Regions from separate parts of the Mus musculus genome. Here region 2 is linked to region 1. Evidence: chromatin loops called from intact Hi-C (ENCODE). Cell type or tissue: heart. All regions are shown on one strand. Each heading gives the region's core, and the rest is flanking DNA. Links, peaks and the distances in the headings are about the cores only.

The links. A loop is a pair of places that touch in the nucleus more often than their neighbours do. Peaks named below come from ENCODE experiments on the same cell type or tissue, not always from the same donor. Only the 100,000 strongest peaks of a DNase experiment are listed, where the experiment ranks them.
Region 2: it touches region 1 in a loop (3-fold over the local background); 7 of 42 quality-filtered maps call a loop at or near these places.

What each region holds. Positions count from the first base shown.
Region 1 is chr6:129,091,089-129,099,629 of GRCm38, forward strand. Clec2e (C-type lectin domain family 2, member e) reads right to left here. Exons shown (of 5, transcript NM_153506.4): 2 at 7,275-7,400; 3 at 3,928-4,112; 4 at 3,279-3,385; 5 at 728-2,462. The coding sequence ends at 2,318. Among named protein-coding and RNA genes, the nearest start is that of Clec2e, 5.5 kb to the right of the region's middle. In heart, for the core only: a CTCF peak has its summit at 4,235; DNase peaks (open chromatin) are centred at 4,263 and 7,093.
Region 2 is chr6:128,849,933-128,858,473 of GRCm38, forward strand. It overlaps BC035044 (cDNA sequence BC035044), which reads right to left. Exons shown (of 3, transcript NM_001254946.1): 3 at 1-273. The coding sequence ends at 150. Gm34849 (a long non-coding RNA gene) reads left to right here and starts at 7,101. Exons shown (of 3, transcript XR_378059.1): 1 at 7,101-7,326; 2 at 7,874-8,006. In heart, for the core only: CTCF peaks have their summits at 4,312 (motif pointing right) and 6,446; DNase peaks (open chromatin) are centred at 4,399, 4,769 and 6,489; H3K27ac peaks cover 386 bases.

The DNA.
Region 1 (8,541 bases), core at 250-8,249:
GTGCCAGATACATCTTCTTACTATTCTTTCTTGTAGAGCTCTACCAAGACAGTGTTCTCTCAGTTGATCTACTCATACTCAGGTCCCACCCGTACCTGTTCGGGCGCCATCTGTAGCCACCTGTGGCCACACTAACTGGGTTCCTGTGAGTGGGAGGTTGGAGCTGTATGGGAGAGTATCCCGTCCCGAGGGACTCAGTTATTTGTGGGTGCGAGGGGGACCGCAAATCTGGGAGAAAATGGGAGGAAGAGAAAAAGGAGCTGGAGACCAAGTAGAGGGTCCTATGGAGGTCTCAGTTTATTAGGCTGAAACGCCGGCTTTTAAAGCACACATCGAGGGGAATAGGGAAGGGTTGAGGGGGAATTAACAAAGAACAAAGCAGTGGGCATCTGCTGACATGAGGGCTGAAGTCAGAGTGGTGGGCACTCTGAGTCTTATCTTCGGAACATAGATTCTCCTTAATAGCCTTGGGTGTCAGGCCAGGCTCAGCTTGTAACTCATGTCCTTGGAAGTCATGGGAGTCAGAAAGAGATAAGGAAGAGGGGACTATAATTCAGCTTTTACAGCCTCAGGTGCCAGGAAGGGAACAGGGAGAAGGGAGTGATGACCGGTTCCTGGCACAAGACCATTTGGCTTGTCAGGGTGGGAGATTGTGAAGGGCTCGCTTTCTCACAGTATGGTCTCTAACAGGAGAGGAAGGTGAGAAGTAACAAGACCAAGACAGATTTCTGATCATGCCCAAAGTTTACTAAGAGTTTGTGCTTATAAAGGGAAAGCCTGCCATGCCAGACTTCTTGATGCTTTGTTGCTAAGTTGTCCCGTCCAGCAGGACTTAGTTATTCCATGGGTCTAGGAGGACTGAGGCCTGGAAGAGAAATGGTCAGAGAAAAGGGAGCGAGACCAAGCAAAGAGTTGTCAAGGTCTGTTTAATGGAGTCTAGGAGCCTGGTTATAAGCACACAATGAGAAACAAATAGGGAGGGTTCGGGAGGGTATAATAAAAGTACAGATAAAGGGATAGACATCTGGGGCGGATGCTGATTGCAGGCTTCAAACATCTTGCAGCTTATCTCGGAGTGCCGGCCCTATCTAAACAGTCCCAGGAACCAAATGGAGACATGAAGGAGGAGGTGATGCTGGCTTTATCTAAACAGTCCCAGGCTCCAAGTAGAGACATGAAGGAAGGGATGACATAACTCCCATCAAAGGGTCAGCCAGATCTTCAGGGTGAGAGTTGCTGAGGTTCTGGTTTCCCACATTTTGGTCTCTCACACTAAGTTGTTAGCACAAGTCTGTCAAAGCTTTTAGCATTATGTTGCCAAGTCCACAGGTTGTCTCAGGCTATCTCAGGAATATCGCCTTCTGGGGTTTACAGAGTGACTTTGTTATTAAACAAAATTTAGAAAAAGGGATAGTGGTAAATTTCAGTAGTACGGTGTTTGCCTAGCATGCGTGAGAAGGTTTAATCCATATACAAAGTAAGAAGAAAGTTAACAGAGAAATTGTTTGTGAACTGTTATTTCGTCCTTTTTGGGACTCATCAGTACAGTATAGCACATGATCCAAAAATTTAAAATATTTTGTCCTTAAAATTTAACAATGTGTAAATGATTGCAAGATTAGGCATCTGAAGGGGTTTCAGTAATCAGCTATCTCCTCATCTGAAAAGAACCTATTAAAGAATAAAATTCAAATGGCATAATCATGTATGGAGTTCTTAAAACTGTTAAATTTGGAAAATGAAATTTGTTTGTAACATATTCTTAGTCTGTTTCAATTTTTAAAAAATCTGAGAAGTAAAGTGTAAAATTATTTGACAATGCTATTAAATCTTAGTGTAAAGCATTGCTTTTAATCCTGTCTCTATCTGCTTTCAGATTGGTCATTGAATTTTTTAAAAGAATGATGACTATACTGTCTATAATGTTTGGAGGCCACAAGCCAATTATTATCTGTCCTGTGATTACAGAATAAACTTCCATGGGTTCAGTCACCCCACATTTTTAGTGCCTCTGAATTCATAGCAAGGACCAATGAAAAAAGTTCATACCTGATCACAAAATGTACCTCACTAATACAGATTTGTTTATACTTTAGTTTTACCTATCAGTACTTATACCCAAACACCTATTTGATTTAGAATCATCTATCCAAATTCTATGCAGTATATCTATGATCCTTTAAGCAAGTTTTCATCTTTGCTGTCAGTGTGATTACTGATGAATTTTGATAATAGTTTTGGTAGATATGAGTAGAGGAGCAACTGTAGATAACAGGTCACAGAGCATCAGTTTCTCACGCATGCTTTGGCACATTCCCTATCCGGGATTTACAATTAGTGGGCGCTGTAAGGTGTAGTTGTTGGGCTTGTTACAAATCCATTTTTTATGTATATCCCCACTGCTGTTGTAGATCCCCCTGTTACTCAAGTAGGCACATTCTCCTCCTCCTCGGGTGAGAACCCTAAAGCAAAGAACAAATAATAATTACTGCACAGGCTAGCATTGCATTAAAACACCTGATCTAGTTTTAAACCTAGCATCTTTTACATCCTCAGGGTTGATTTGAACATCACATCTTTGTCATTCATCTATGTTGAACCCTGGGATGTGTGTACAAAGGAATTAACTGGTGCTTGCTATTATGCTCAAACAAACTGCTGCTCAGGGTGACATCACTGAGGGTGATTTTCAGTTCTTGATGTATTTTACACATGTATAAAAGTGAGGGAAACCCTACTTCTTAATAAATTTCTTGGAGGTCTTAATGATGGATGTGACTATATCTGTATTTTACCACTCCACTGAAATGGCTCTGTTCAAAATGGCTAGCTATGCTCACACAAGAGCTGTCTCTGGGCTTTTTGATGAGGAGGCATTAGAAAGGTTACCAATATCCCTGGAATATCAGCTTCAGTAAACAGGTACAGGGAGAACAGAGGACCAACAAGTCTTACCCATGCAGTTCTGCACTGGCTTCCTGGGCTTTTTAACACTCCTCCTCCACCCTCCCTGATATATAGTTCTGACACCAGTAAAGAAAAATTTTCAGTTGGTGATATAAAACAGACAATATCTCCCCCAGATGCCATTATTATGGTATAGATTTTTGAGTGAAATTACTCTAAGTAAATGTGTTGAAAGATGGCCAATGAATTGGATGATATAAAAAAAAAAACCTGAGTTTGTGATGTTGTGGTGTTTGCATCTCTTACAGATACAATGCACACATTTCACAGCAAATAAACACAGTATAAGCGTAAGTTTTCTGAAAACGTACAAGTTGTTATACTCAGTGTTGTCTGTCCATATCCAAGGGTGTTCTGAAGACTCTCTGTGTAGTCCAATCCAGTGGTCAGAAGCCCCCTTGTATCTCTTCAGAAAATTCTGTCATAACACAGATAAAGGAAATACATGTGTCTCTCAGTTTAACATGACCCTTGAGTCTCCACCCTAGAGCCTCCTCTCAAGATGACAGCATCTTATAACTGAGGCTCATCAACTTTGGAGCCATAATAACCCTTAGTTCTCAGTATAAGCATTTTACACCCATAACCCAAAATACATTGATGTGACTTGGTAGGTCCTTGATTTACAATGTCCTTGCCATTTTTAATAGATGCCAAATTCATTATGCAACAAGTGAATGCTTGGAGAAGAGCTTACATGACCACAAGGTATCTCAGAAAATTGTATGTGTGGCCTGTAAGGTCTTACTATGCGCACTACATGATAACAGATCTCTGCAATAGCTTAGGGCTCAAGCCAGAAGCAATAACACCAGGAAATGGCACAAACTACTGTCTTCTGCATATACCCCATCTGCCTGAATGAGATTCTTCCTCATGCTTTAGCCCCAAGCTCTCAATCTCAAAGCAGTAGTACATATTCAACAAAACAACAAACCCATTACTGATCCCCTTTCTTACCAGTTCCTCCAAGCTGTCAAATAGAGCTAGATGGGCATCTAGTGCTATGCAGGAGGACTGACTGAATGTCCAGTTTCCCATGTCTTCAGAAAAATAAAAGCATTTATTTCCAAATCCAATCCAGCCACTTGAGCATACAGCATAGCAAGGTTCACAGCTCTCCATGACTGGTTTTTTCTTTCTCACTTAAATGGAGACAGTAATATAAAATGTAACAAAGAGACATTTCCAAGTCTGATCCCTTTGTCTAGCCATCCAAACTTCAGTTGTGAGGTGTGTACTTGGACTGTAGTTTTCTTAACTGACACTAGGGGGCCCCTCCTAGCATGAAGGTCCCCAATACAGAGCCTTCCAGTGGGGATCTAAGGGAATATTTTCACTTTTCTTCTTTGTGTTTTGAGACAGAATCTAGCTATGTCTCACTGCCTGGCCTTGATCTCACTATGTGGGCTGAACTTGTCTGGAGATTGTAATTGTAATCCTCCTGGCTGTTCTTCCTAAGTGCTAGGAACAAGACACCATACCCTGTGAGAAACTCTTTTCTAGGCCATCAGCTCCTTAGGACTGTCCCTGATTCCTAGCATCCTACAGTGTGCTTTCCCATAATTCTCCTTCACATTCTCCTTTTCTCTAACAAAAGAAAGAAACTCCTTACTTGTCTGGATGTTAGTATAGAAAAATGCCAGCATGCAAAACATGGCAGGGTCAAATAATTTTTGATACCAACATTTTGATCATAAGCTTCCTATAATTCTGACACACACACACACACATACTCCCTCTTTCTCTATATATGTATATATACATATATCTGCATATATACATTTATATGTATATTTCCATATATATGTGTGTGTGTATATATATGTATGTTTGCATATATATATGTATATATGTATATGTATATATATGTGTGTGTGTAAACATATACTGGCTCTTGGTATAGAAACTCAGATTGGCTATCATCAAGAAGTTTGTCAACCACGTTGGGCAGTAGTGGCATATACCTTTAATCCCAGTAATCAGGAGGTAGAGGTAGAGGCAGAGGCAGAGGCAGAGGCAGAGGCAGAGGCAGAGGCAGAGGCAGAGGCAGAGGCAGAGGCAGAGGCAGAGGCAGAGAGGCAGAGGCAGAGGCAGAGGCAGAGGCAGAGGCAGAGGCAGAGGCAGAGGCAGAGGCAGAGGCAGAGGCAGAGGCAGAGGCAGAGGCAGAGGCAGAGGCAGAGGCGGAGGCAGAGGCAGAAAACTCAGAGGCAGAACTCAGCCTGTTCAGAAGCATATTAAGAAATGGGGACACTTATTTACGACTGGTGGAAGTACAAGCAGATATAGTCCACATGGAGGGTTCTCAGAAAACTTAAAACTAGACCTGCTGTGTGGCCCAGCTATGATATTCCTGGGCATATATGAAGAGAACTCCACATCCTACCACAGAGATACTTGCACATCTGTGTTTATTGCTCCTCTATCTGCAAGGAAACAGAACTGACCCAGATGCTCACCAACTGATGGATAATGTAAATGTGTTACAGGCACAAACAAGAATGTTATTTAGCTGTAAATGAAATTTGTAGGAGGGGGGGTACCTAGAAAGTATAATATTAAGGAAGGTAATCCAAGGTCCAAGAAAATAAGCCCATTGTAAGCCTTCACATCCAGTCCCAGCCTATAGCAGACAGTGTAAGCAGCTGTGTGGGTGCTCATGGAATACCATGTGGAGAGGAGAAGAAAGAAGAGTGATATAAAGTGACAAGGAAGGACAGGATGCAAGTAATGGGCTATAAGTTGTGCAAAGTTTAAAAACAGAATTATTTTTTTAGTTTCAACTCTTCCATAGTTTTTCTTTTTTTTGTGTGTGGAAGACAAGTGCATAAAAATGTGACTGACAAGTCTAAACCATAAGCAAAGCTTCATGGCTTCACAATGGCTATTCTAAGTGTGTGGAAGTTAGTGAGATACCAAGGTTTGGAGACCCAGCAAGTGTATGAGTGGCTGTGTTGATGGGGCCGAGTGATGTGTTTGTTTACCTGTGAGTCTATTATAATAAAGTGATGTGTGTGTGTGTGTGTGTGTGTGTGTGTGTGTGTGTGTGTGTGCAATTGTGCTAGCATGTGTATGTATGTTGTTCTTGTTGTTGTTGTTATTGTTGTTGTTGGTGGTATATGTGTGTGCAATTATGTAAGCATGTTTGTATGTTGTTGCTGTTGTTGTTGTTGTTGTGGTGGTGGTGGTGTGTGTGTGTGTGTGTAAAAAGCTCCAACTACAGCAATGTTTCAGAGGACATCTTAGAAAAATAACAGATATATTTCTTCTCTACCTTCTCCTTTTCCTTCCGGTAACATCAGAATTGGTCGGTTGTTCTTTCAAATGTCTACTGAATTTCAAGAAACAAGTGATCTTTGAAGCAAAATATTAAATGGGGGAATGATACCCCAAATATTTTTACTGGGGCTGTGTTATAGTTGTTTCCAGTTCTCATATCCAGCACTACAAGGCTTTAGTGAAAGGGACAAATATACAGGCAGTGAGGATGACATCACTTCTTTTATATGACTCTTTTTAGGGTTACATAATAGTTTAGGTTACACTAAGATTTGTTGGCAAATGTTTAACCTGTTTAGACTTGTATATTAGTCATTGGTGCAGCTAAAGTTGATTACATAAATGATTCAGGCATTGGTGGTGCACATATTTAATCCCAGCACTTGGGAGGCAGAGGTAGGCTGATTTCCAAGTTCAATGCCAGCTTGGTGTAAATAATGTGTTTCAGGGCAGCCAGGGATACACAGAGAAACCCTGTCTCCAAAAACCAGGATATCAAACAATATTATAAAACATTTTCTCCAGCTACGGCAGCAAAGGTATACAAGAGTTTGCCACATTATTCAAAACAGTCCACAATTAATCCCTTAGGAATCATATTCTAGAATTTTCTAACTATGGGTCATGGGTTCTGTACCTTTCCCAACCATATGACTACTCACTATTCTCACTTCCCTTTAGCTGCAGCTTTGGGTTCCTACTCCTTGAGGTTCCTACTTTGAGATTTTATCTCCTTGTTATCTGCCTTGAACAGTTCCCTAAGGGGACCTATGCCCTCTGCATCTCTCTTTAGAGCTTGCTGAACGTCATCTTCCCAGGGATGCTGAGCCAAGACTCCTGTGTACACCATGGCCTGTGTGTTCTTTCACTGCATCTTCCTGATGGAACCTAAGTTCCCAGACAACAGGAACTTCCAGTGTGTTTTCTCTGGCACCCTTCCCACAATGCCTGAGTCACAGTGGTCAGTAAGTATAACTGACAATGAATATGGACAGAGTGTCACAGAATTTGAAGAATAAGTCACTTACCTGACAAAGTAACAGAAAGAGCAACTACAGCTACAGTAAGGACCATGATCACTCCATAGCAGCAGTAAAGTTTAACACAAGATGCAGCGGAGATGATTCCGAGACATTTTGCTTGGAGTTTTTTACCTGAAAATATAAATCTGAGAATGTCAATTTTGCAAACCTTTTATAGAAAAATATAAATTTATCCCAGAATCATGTGCATATTTGTCTTGTACTCCCCTAGTGAAAACCCCTTCACAGAAGTTTTCAGTCCATAAATGATATCTTTGGCTGACAGAACACTAGAGGAAAGGGAAACAGACTTTGTGTCATAGAATCATCAAGTTATAGAAGTAAGGGCCAATGAGAGAGCAAGAAACAGAAAGAGTGAAGATCAGGATGAAGAAGAAACACCAACAAAGTTATCTATAGGTACAGTTCCATGTGAATAGATCTGGTTAGGGCTGAGGAAACCATAATAACAGTAAAGAGAAAAAAAAAATCAATGTGTCAGGAGTGATGGCTCAGGAATGTGGCTACTAATACAAGAAAGTCAGGAGTTCAAGGCCAATCTTGGTTAAATATTGAGTAAGGGGGCTGGAGAGATGGCTCAGCATTTAAGAGCACTGACTGCTCTTCTAGAGGTCGTGAGTTCAATTCCCAGCACCCACATGGTGGCTTACAACCATCTGTAATGGACATACATAAAATAAATAAATCTTTTTAAAAAAAAGCCTGCGGTGGTGGCACATGCCTTTAATCCCAGCACTTGGGAGGCAGAGACAGGCAGATTTCTGAGTTCGAGGCCAGCCTGGTCTACAGAGTGAGTTCCAGGACAGCCAGGGCTATACAGAGAAACCCTGTTTCAAAAAAAAAAAAAACAAAAAACAAAAAAAAACCAAACCAAAAAATAAAAAATAAAAATTAAAAAAATAAAATAAAAATAAAAAAATTGAGTAAGAGGTTGAGAGAACTATATCAGACCCTGTTCTATCTGTGAATGTAACTAACTAGATAATTCACTTGCTCACTCTAAAGAACTACGTAATGATATGTAATTCAATATATTATCAGAAGAAGAAAATTAAAACAACAACCATTTCATTAATATCAGCAAAAGTATATTCAAAATTCAAGGTAAATACAAAATAACAACTCTGAGCACATTAAGAACTCAAGGAACTTCCCTAACTTGATAAAAGGTTTGTACTGGATAGGTTTATGTGAACTTGACACAAGCTAAAGTCATTTGAGAGTAGGGAACCTGAATTAATAGAACACCTTC
Region 2 (8,541 bases), core at 295-8,294, 240 kb before region 1:
TTGTCAGAGAACTTATTTTTGAGACCTGTTAGTCACCTCTGAGGAAAGTGCCCTCCATGTGCAGCCTTTCCCCGTACTGATCATGTGCTGTGAATGTGGAGGTCAGATGACTAAATAGCCAGCACAGCAGAGATGCACCACACAGCAGACTAGAGTGTTGTTGGCCTGGAAGCTGCCTGGCATTGTTGACCTGTGTTTCTAGGAGAGGCCAGCAGGGGGCCCTCAGTTCTTTGCTTGAATTTCTTGAAAACATCCATGGAATATCTAGGCAACCTAGGTCATAAAGAGAAAGCTTCAATTAGAAAATTAGCAAAAAAGGGTTCTTTCCAGCTCTGGGGCACAGGCCTGTAGGATATGCTGAAGAGGCAGAGGCAGAAGGATCTGAGTTTGAGGCCAGCTTGGTGTACACATTTTTTCTTCCCGCCCACAAACATCTTTTAAGAGGCTCTAGAGTTACATTCGTTGGTAGGGACCAAGCTATATATTTTTATTTTGAATGCATAGCCGAGATATAATTGTATCTCTCAGGTATACCTTGAACTTTCTTCTGGTAAGATGAAAATTCTACAGATGTTGGGAGGATGCTTCCCACCTTCCCTGTACAATACTTACGCTGGCCACAGATGAGGTGTGTATTCACAAGGGAATGCCTTGGTTTCCTTCAGGAGGCGGTATATATTGTGAAAATTAATTCAGTGAGACGAGTAGTAAAGCCTTTGTGTCTGGCTTTGAGTGAACTATTACAGCAAAGTTTTTGTTAGGTTTGGGTCAATCAGTAGAGGCTGAGAACTTGTTATGGGCCTGTTTAAACCTTGAAGAAATGTTTTCTCTCTGGAGAGTCTGCACTGGGTGCTATGTGAGAGCTTGCAGCTGCTCTAATCTTGGTCCTACGACTCCTGGCAAACCCGGAGTTCTTCCTTTTGATTATGACTAGCCATGTTAAAAAGGGACTGAGATTTGTGTGTGTTGTCTGCTATCCTGAGGAGCAAAGGGCAAGATAACTTTGGTAGCTGGAACCTTTCCCAGACCCAGTTAACCTTGTTTGGTGTTTAAATAAGGTAACTGATGTGAGCTAGCTGGGTGTCAGTCTTTCCTGGGAAGGTTGGGCCCCTCTGCTCCTTCAGAAAATGAAGGCTTAGCATCTTGTTGAGCTTCTCTGTCTATGGCTGCACCTACGACCAACATCAATCAATAGCACAGGGACACCCTTGCTACTCTAGACTTGACCTGCTCAGACTTTGTTAATCAATGACAAAAGAATTGCTGCTTTGGGGTTACAGTGAGCTTGTGGAAATAAAGATAGATGAGAATTTTTTAAACTAGATATAAGTTTCAAAAAAGAAATACATAATCAACAATCCTGTTGTAATTTCCCCTTGTGTAACGATTTTGATCTATTTTAATATGTTTTTGTGGTGATTGCTCAACTTGTGGCTATGAGGTAACTTTCTTTTTAGATAGAAAACTTTTTTAAAGGGGTACAAAAGAGGGTTAAGAGAAAAAAAATAAATCGCTGGAGCCTGCTTTTGCTTCACCCACTGTGTGTGTGTTTGTTTGTGTGTGTGTGTGTATGTTTGTGTGTGTGTTTGTTTGTGTGTGTGTGTATGTTTGTGTGTGTGTTTGTTTGTGTGTGTGCGTATGTTTGTGTGTGTGTTTGTTTGTGTGTATGTGTTTGTGTGTGTGTGTGTGTTTGTTCGTGTGTGTGTTTGTTTGTGTGTGTGTTTGATTTCCCTCCTTTTCTTTTCTCTAATCGCTGGCTGCATAGGCAGCAACCCTCGTTGGTCACTATCTGAACTGACCCCCCCACATCCACCAGCTCCTCTCAGCACTAACCCCAATCGCTGAGGATACACCTTGCTGCCTGACTTGATTTATCCTGTGGTGTCAAAGCTGGCCTTTGACAACAAACTAAAATAGATTTCCAGCTGTGGTGGCCCATGCAAAACCACAGAGGGCTGAACTTAATCAATGCTAAGACAGGAGGACAGAGTGTCGCTTTGAGGAGAATCAGCTCGACCTGGGGAGAGTGATGTAAGTGATTGTTAGAAGGAGTTAAACGCAGAGAAAAGGCAGGCAGTGCTTTCTGGAGGGACACCTGGCTGCTTGGGGACTGGGGATCACACTTTCGGATGGCCAATCATTGCAGTTGTGCTAACTTTACTGTTTGGTCCCTGCTTTTCAGCTGTTTCACCAACTTCCTCACTCACAGCATCGCTATATTCTTCATGTTCCAAAACCTAGCAGCTTTTATCTAACCCCAACATGGCCACCCTACCTTTGAGACCCAACAGCAGCCTCCCCAAATGGTGTCTGCTCTCTGTCCTTTTTCTTTTTCACCTGACCGGAGTTGGGATATTTTGGGTAAGAGCCTGGGTACTGAAAACAACGTATTCTGCTTCCAATCAAACCACAAACACAGCTGTATCTTCCTGGTAGCCACAGATACACACAGACACACACACACAGAGACACACACACAGACACACACAGACACACACAGACACACACAGACACACACAGACACACACAGACACACACACACAGACACACATAGACACACACACAGACACACATAGACACACATAGACACACATAGACACACACACAGACACACACACAGACACACACACAGACACACATAGACACACATAGACACACACACAGACACACACACACAGACACACACAGACACACATAGACACACATAGACACACACACAGACACACACACACAGACACATATAGACATGCACACACCAACACCTATGTCCCCATCCCCTGTAAATGTGTTCAACCTTCATGCCATGGAAAGTTTGGGCCCCTCTCTATTCCAATAAAGCAATCTCAGCTTGCTGGTATCTAATCTCTCTTCTCTCTCTTCTCTGCCTCTCCTCTCCTACAGTGGCAGTGTGCTCTTCTATCAAGTCCCCAGAGTCACTCTTCATTGTGAGCAGAAGCACAATTCTCACTTCAAAGGGAATAAGCATTTACTCTGGAGACAAAATGAGTGACTATGCCCAGAAACACAGATTTAGATTACCCAAAATAGAGCAAAGGAAGCCACACCCAAAGACACTTGTCAAGCACATCGGTGGAGATGTGAGAGACATGGTTACAGTAAAGTGGGAGCCGTTGGTATAGGCTCAGATGTTACCTGGTGATGCTCTCTGTTTTTGGATCGGTGGAAGCTACCTGTCTGTTAATATATGCCAAGGAGAGCTAGTCTTCTGAGTTATTCGATGGCGAGAAAGGTCAGGGACAGAGGGGAGCAACAGTTATTGTGAGGGCTAAAGATGGAGGGCTGGAGAGATGACTCCTCTCCAGGGAGATCTGATGTTCTCTTTTGACCTTCAGGAGTACCAGGCATGTACAAGGTACACATACATATATACAAGAAAAGCACTAATGTGCATAAAATAAATGGTTCTTCCTTCCTTGCTTCTCTCTCTCTCTCTCTCTCTCTCTCTCTCTCTCTCTCTCTCTCTCTCTCTCTCTCTCATTTTTTCTAGAGGTCTAAAGTGGCTCATAAAAGTGGCTCACAGCATTTCCAACCCTCAGCGGCCACTAAAGCTCTAATCAGCCTTACAGAAGTTTATGTGGAAGTCTCTGCTTCTTTCCAGAAACTTTGATTTTCACAGGCTTGAAAGGGGCTAGCAATTACTGTTCACCCTTTTTTGAAGTTGTTATGCTTCTGGGTTGATTCCCACAGGACATCAATTTTCACTAAATGTCACTGTAATGAGTACATTCTCGAACTGGTTCATTTCACTAACAGGAGAAATAACCTTTCCGATGTTGCTGAAATCCCAGGAGAAGTTGAGTCCCCACCCAGGGGACTGAGACCTCTTCTTCATTACTCTCAGCTTGAGGAGATCGACTTTGAGATCAGTCAAGTCACCATTTCCCAGCCATAGCCTAAGAGGTACCGGGTACCTTTCCCAGGTCCAGGGCCCCGAGAGCCTCTGCAAAGCTGTGGCCTTAGCAGGGCGAGCCTGACTATTCCAGAACACAGACCAGGTCTTTGCTTCAGAGAGCCTTTGGATTTGGAGATGGCTTTCCAGGGTTTCCCCACCCACCACAGTTCCACCGCAGGCTATCAAGTGAGACCCAGGCTATCACGTGAGACGCTGCATCACAGGCCTTGGGTCTCCAGCAAGGCTGGGGGTGGGGGGCAAACACTGAGTCTAAAGCTGATCCTCAGTCATCCTTGGGGTATCTGCTACACACTCTATCTAAATTGGGGCTGTCTCAGACCATCTGTCTTTCTTTGTTCTGTGACTTGGTCATTAAAATCCCTTGCACAATGTGTATAAACAGCCACCAGGGGGCACTCATTACCATAACATCCTTCGTGACCCTAAAATATTCTGCAGGTGTATAGACCAATAGCCTGAACTTCCCCATGTACAGGTCTTTTGGGAACTGCACTCTCTCCTCTCTCCCACTCCCCGTGAGCACAGGGCTCCAGGTGCCGCCTAGCCCTGCCCTCCTCCACCTCACCGACTTCCCTCTGTCCAGTGTGACCTCAGCATTGTTAGCAGCAGAAGCAGCAGTACTGATTGTAATGATGATGGTGAATGACTTGGCCTGCTCATTTAAAAATGCCCGCCAAATCCTTGCAGCCAACCATTGGACTGAGCACGGGTCCGGGATGGAGGAGTTAGAAAGGGAGCTGAGGGGGTTTGCAGCCCCATGTAGGGAGCAACAACAGTGTCAACAGGCCAGACCTCCCGGTGCTCTGGAGGAGTACCAACCAAAGAGTACACAGGGAGGGATCTATGGCTCTGGCTGCATATGTGGCAGCGGATGGCTTTGTTGGACATCAGTGGAAGGAGAGGCCCTTGGGCCTGAGGGTGTTCGATGCCCCAGTGTAGGGGAATGCCAGAAAGACGGGAGTTGATGGTTGGGTGGGGGAGCACCCTCATAGAGGCATGGGGAAGGGGGATTGGATAGGGGGTTTCAGAAGGGGAGACCTGGGAAGGGGAAAACATTTGAAATGTAAATAAAGAAAATAGCCAATTAAAAAAAAAAAAAAAGGCCCGCCAAGCTGTCAGGAGGAAAATAATCATCACGTGACTGGTCGCCATCTTGACTTTGGCATAAGGAGGGTGGAATTATAGTTTCACTCCCATCTTTCTTAAGGGCCACAGCACAGGTGCAAGGAAGTAGGTCTCCAAAAGATACTTTTAAATTGAGATAAGATTTATGGTTCTAGGCTCATAAAAGCTAGTATAGCTAAGAAATACAAGTTGATAGCCACTAACCTTATAAATAATCATATCTTTTCATTTGTTTGGAATTATATTTAAAGTCATGTTGAGAACTGATGCAGTTAATGATTAAAACTTTATTTAGCCTCCTGTTTTATGTTTGCTAGATGTACAGTTTAGAGAAGATAACTAGAAACAGACATAGATTCTAACCCAGATATGCCTAGTAGGTTCTAGCACTCAAACCTGTCAGAGCCCTGCTGAATATGGCATTTAAAATCTTAAAGTTAAGATGCTTAAAATGACAGACTTCCAAATCCTAGCAATGGAACTCCAATGTCTCCAAGAAGTTATGGACACAACAAGAAGGGATTCTAGCTGGATTGTGGCAAGATAGCCACTAAGAAAGATTGCTCAACTGCCTTGCCTGCTCCTGAGGCCTGGCCTTAACTGTGGACAAATAGGGGCACTGGGCATGCCTTGCATTACTTAAGTCAAAGCAAGATCAGTTTCCCCAGTTCTTCCTCCACAGGAAGGCCTCTCAGATTAGCCCGGCCTGGCAGCTAATGATTAATCTGTCTCTGTGACCTGTGTCCCCCCACTAAGCCATGGACATCACAGGATCCTAGTGGGGTGATTGTCTGGGTAATGGGTGAGTCAGTCAGTCATTTTAATTGAGACATGGGCCATTTAGATTATAGTATCCTTCTCAGGTCTTTGAGGGGTCTGAACCCAGTGATCAACAACCTGTGTCTCATGGTAAATAATTGGATAGGAAAAGTTTATGTAAGGTCTGGGAATATGAAAGCTTCCCAAAAAGTAAGGGTCTAAGAAAGTGTTTAAAGGTCTAAGAAGATGTTCTGAGGTGGGTAAATGCAAGTTTCGAAGGATTTATCTTTTTGTAAACTTAAGAAGGTTCTTGTAAGCTTCCGGGAATTTATTTGAATCTACCTCTCACTGGACTGTCGACTAACAGTCTGTTTCTTCCTGCGGATGGGATCTATCCTGGGACCTGCACCTCTCCTCCAACTCCCAAGACCATGGGCCTAAGAGTTTGAAATGTCCACCCCCAAAAACGTTTTTCTCTCTAACCTTTATCTTCTGCCCCTAACTTCCAGGTGTTCTCTCAGAATCTGCATCCAGCAAAGCTCCAAAACAGTTACCCACAGGTGCTCTGGCCCAGCCTCACAGACTGCTTCAACTGAGCCTTCCCGCTCTTACCCACAGATGGTCCCACAGCCTGGACAACAGTGAAGCAAGCAGTTCCTCCTCAGACTTGGCCAGCATCCCAGCCCTTTGTTCACACCCCATAACTGCAGAGCCCTAATGTCAACAGGAAGCCCTCAGACAATTATGCTGCTGACTCTCAATCATTTATAACCTACAAAGGGCTGAAATGTTTGGTTTCCGGCCCAGGGACAAGGGACCGAGGCGCATGTTTTACATATCCAACAAACCCACCTTTAATATAATCTAATCTGGTTTATATGGGCTCATTTCACGGGCAGAGGAATAATCGATTACAATCCACTTAAGCTCATTTTTTAAAGAATAAGATTTATAGATAAGTTATCTATATTTCTTTTTTTTTTTTTTTTTTCTTTTTTTGGTTTTTTTTCGAGACAGGGTTTCTCTGTGTAGCCCTGGCTGTCCTGGAACTCACTTTGTAGAGCAGGCTGGCCTCGAACTCAGAAATCCACCTGCCTCTGCCTCCCGAGTGCTGGGATTAAAGGCGTGTGCCACCACCGCCCAGCTACAAAGATTTATTTGTTATCATTAAGTACACTGTAGCTGTCTTCAGCTGTACCAGAAGAGGGTGTCATATCTCATTACGGGTGGTTGTGAGCCACCATGTGGTTGCTGGGATTTGAACTTAGGACCTTTGGAAGAACAGTCAGTTCTCCTAACCGCTGAGCCATCTCTCCAGCCCCCTCTATATTTCTTAAGAAAGTTTCAGAGCATCCTTTCCTTCTTATGAGCTACTGACATGTTCTGAGGAAATTCCTCTTGTGCCTGTCACCATCTCAGTCCATCTCTCTTGGCTTCTTTGTCTTTTGCAGCTTTCATATACGGCCAGACAAGCTGACACTGCTTTGATTTACCATTCCACTTACCAGGTGAGAACCATATTCATGACTGCCCAGACATCTTATACCTGCCATCTTCTCTCCCTTCAGGGCTTGGGATTAGTCCACTCCACTGTGGACCCAGCATCTGCTATTGTCTGCATTGACCAGACACCATGATGGAGGGATTTGCATTATCCCATCCAATGCATCTGATCAAACCCTTTAAACTTTGTACTATATATGCCCTTTATAATATATATGTCCTTTATACTATATATGCCCTTTATACTATATATGTCCTTTATACTATATATGTCCTTTATACTATATATGCCCTTTATACTATATACCCTTTATACAAATATGCTTTTTGTACTATATATAACCTTTATACAATATATACCCTTTATACTACAAATACCCTTTGTACTATATACACTATATATAATATAAATGTACCCTTTACACTATAAATGCCTTTTATACTGTACATGACATCTATATGAGATATACCCTTTATACTATACATATCCTTTATATGTGTATATATGTACTTTATATTTAATACTTTATACCTGTCATCTTACCTTGACAGAAAAGTATGTGAAGTTGCTGTAATTAAAAACCATTTTTGCAAGTCTGCCTGAGGCAGATTGGGTGCTCCAGACCCCCTCTCATACCTAGAGACAGCCTGACTTCTAGGAGTTCCATCATAACTACGATCACAGGTGAGACCCCCTTCCCCACCCTAATACCTGGCCTAATTGGGTCCCCACAAGGCCCAACAGATGCAGGAACTATTTCCCTGCTGGAGGCTCATCTTCCTTTCTGTCCACAATTTCACCTGAGGCAGACCAGGAACTCCAGCTCACTTGGCCCGCTAACCTGCTCATACCCAGAGAAAGCCTGGCTCTCAGGAGGTCTCCCTTAACCAGGGTCACAGGAGATTTGCTGGAGCCAGGGACACAGGAGGCCCTCCTAACCAGAGACAGCACTGTTTGCCTCCCAGAAGGCCTGCTGACACCCATCTTACAGAGAGCTACCTTCCTACAAGGAGGGACAGGCTAGTCAAAGACAGCAAGGCCAGTTAACACCAGAGATAACCAGATAGTAAATGGTAAACACAAGAACATTAGCAACAGAAACCAATCCCACTCGACACCATAAGAACCCAGTTCTCCCATCACAACAAGCCATGGATAACCTAACACACCTGAAAAGCAAGATTCTGACCTACAATCACAACTCATGAAGATGATAGAA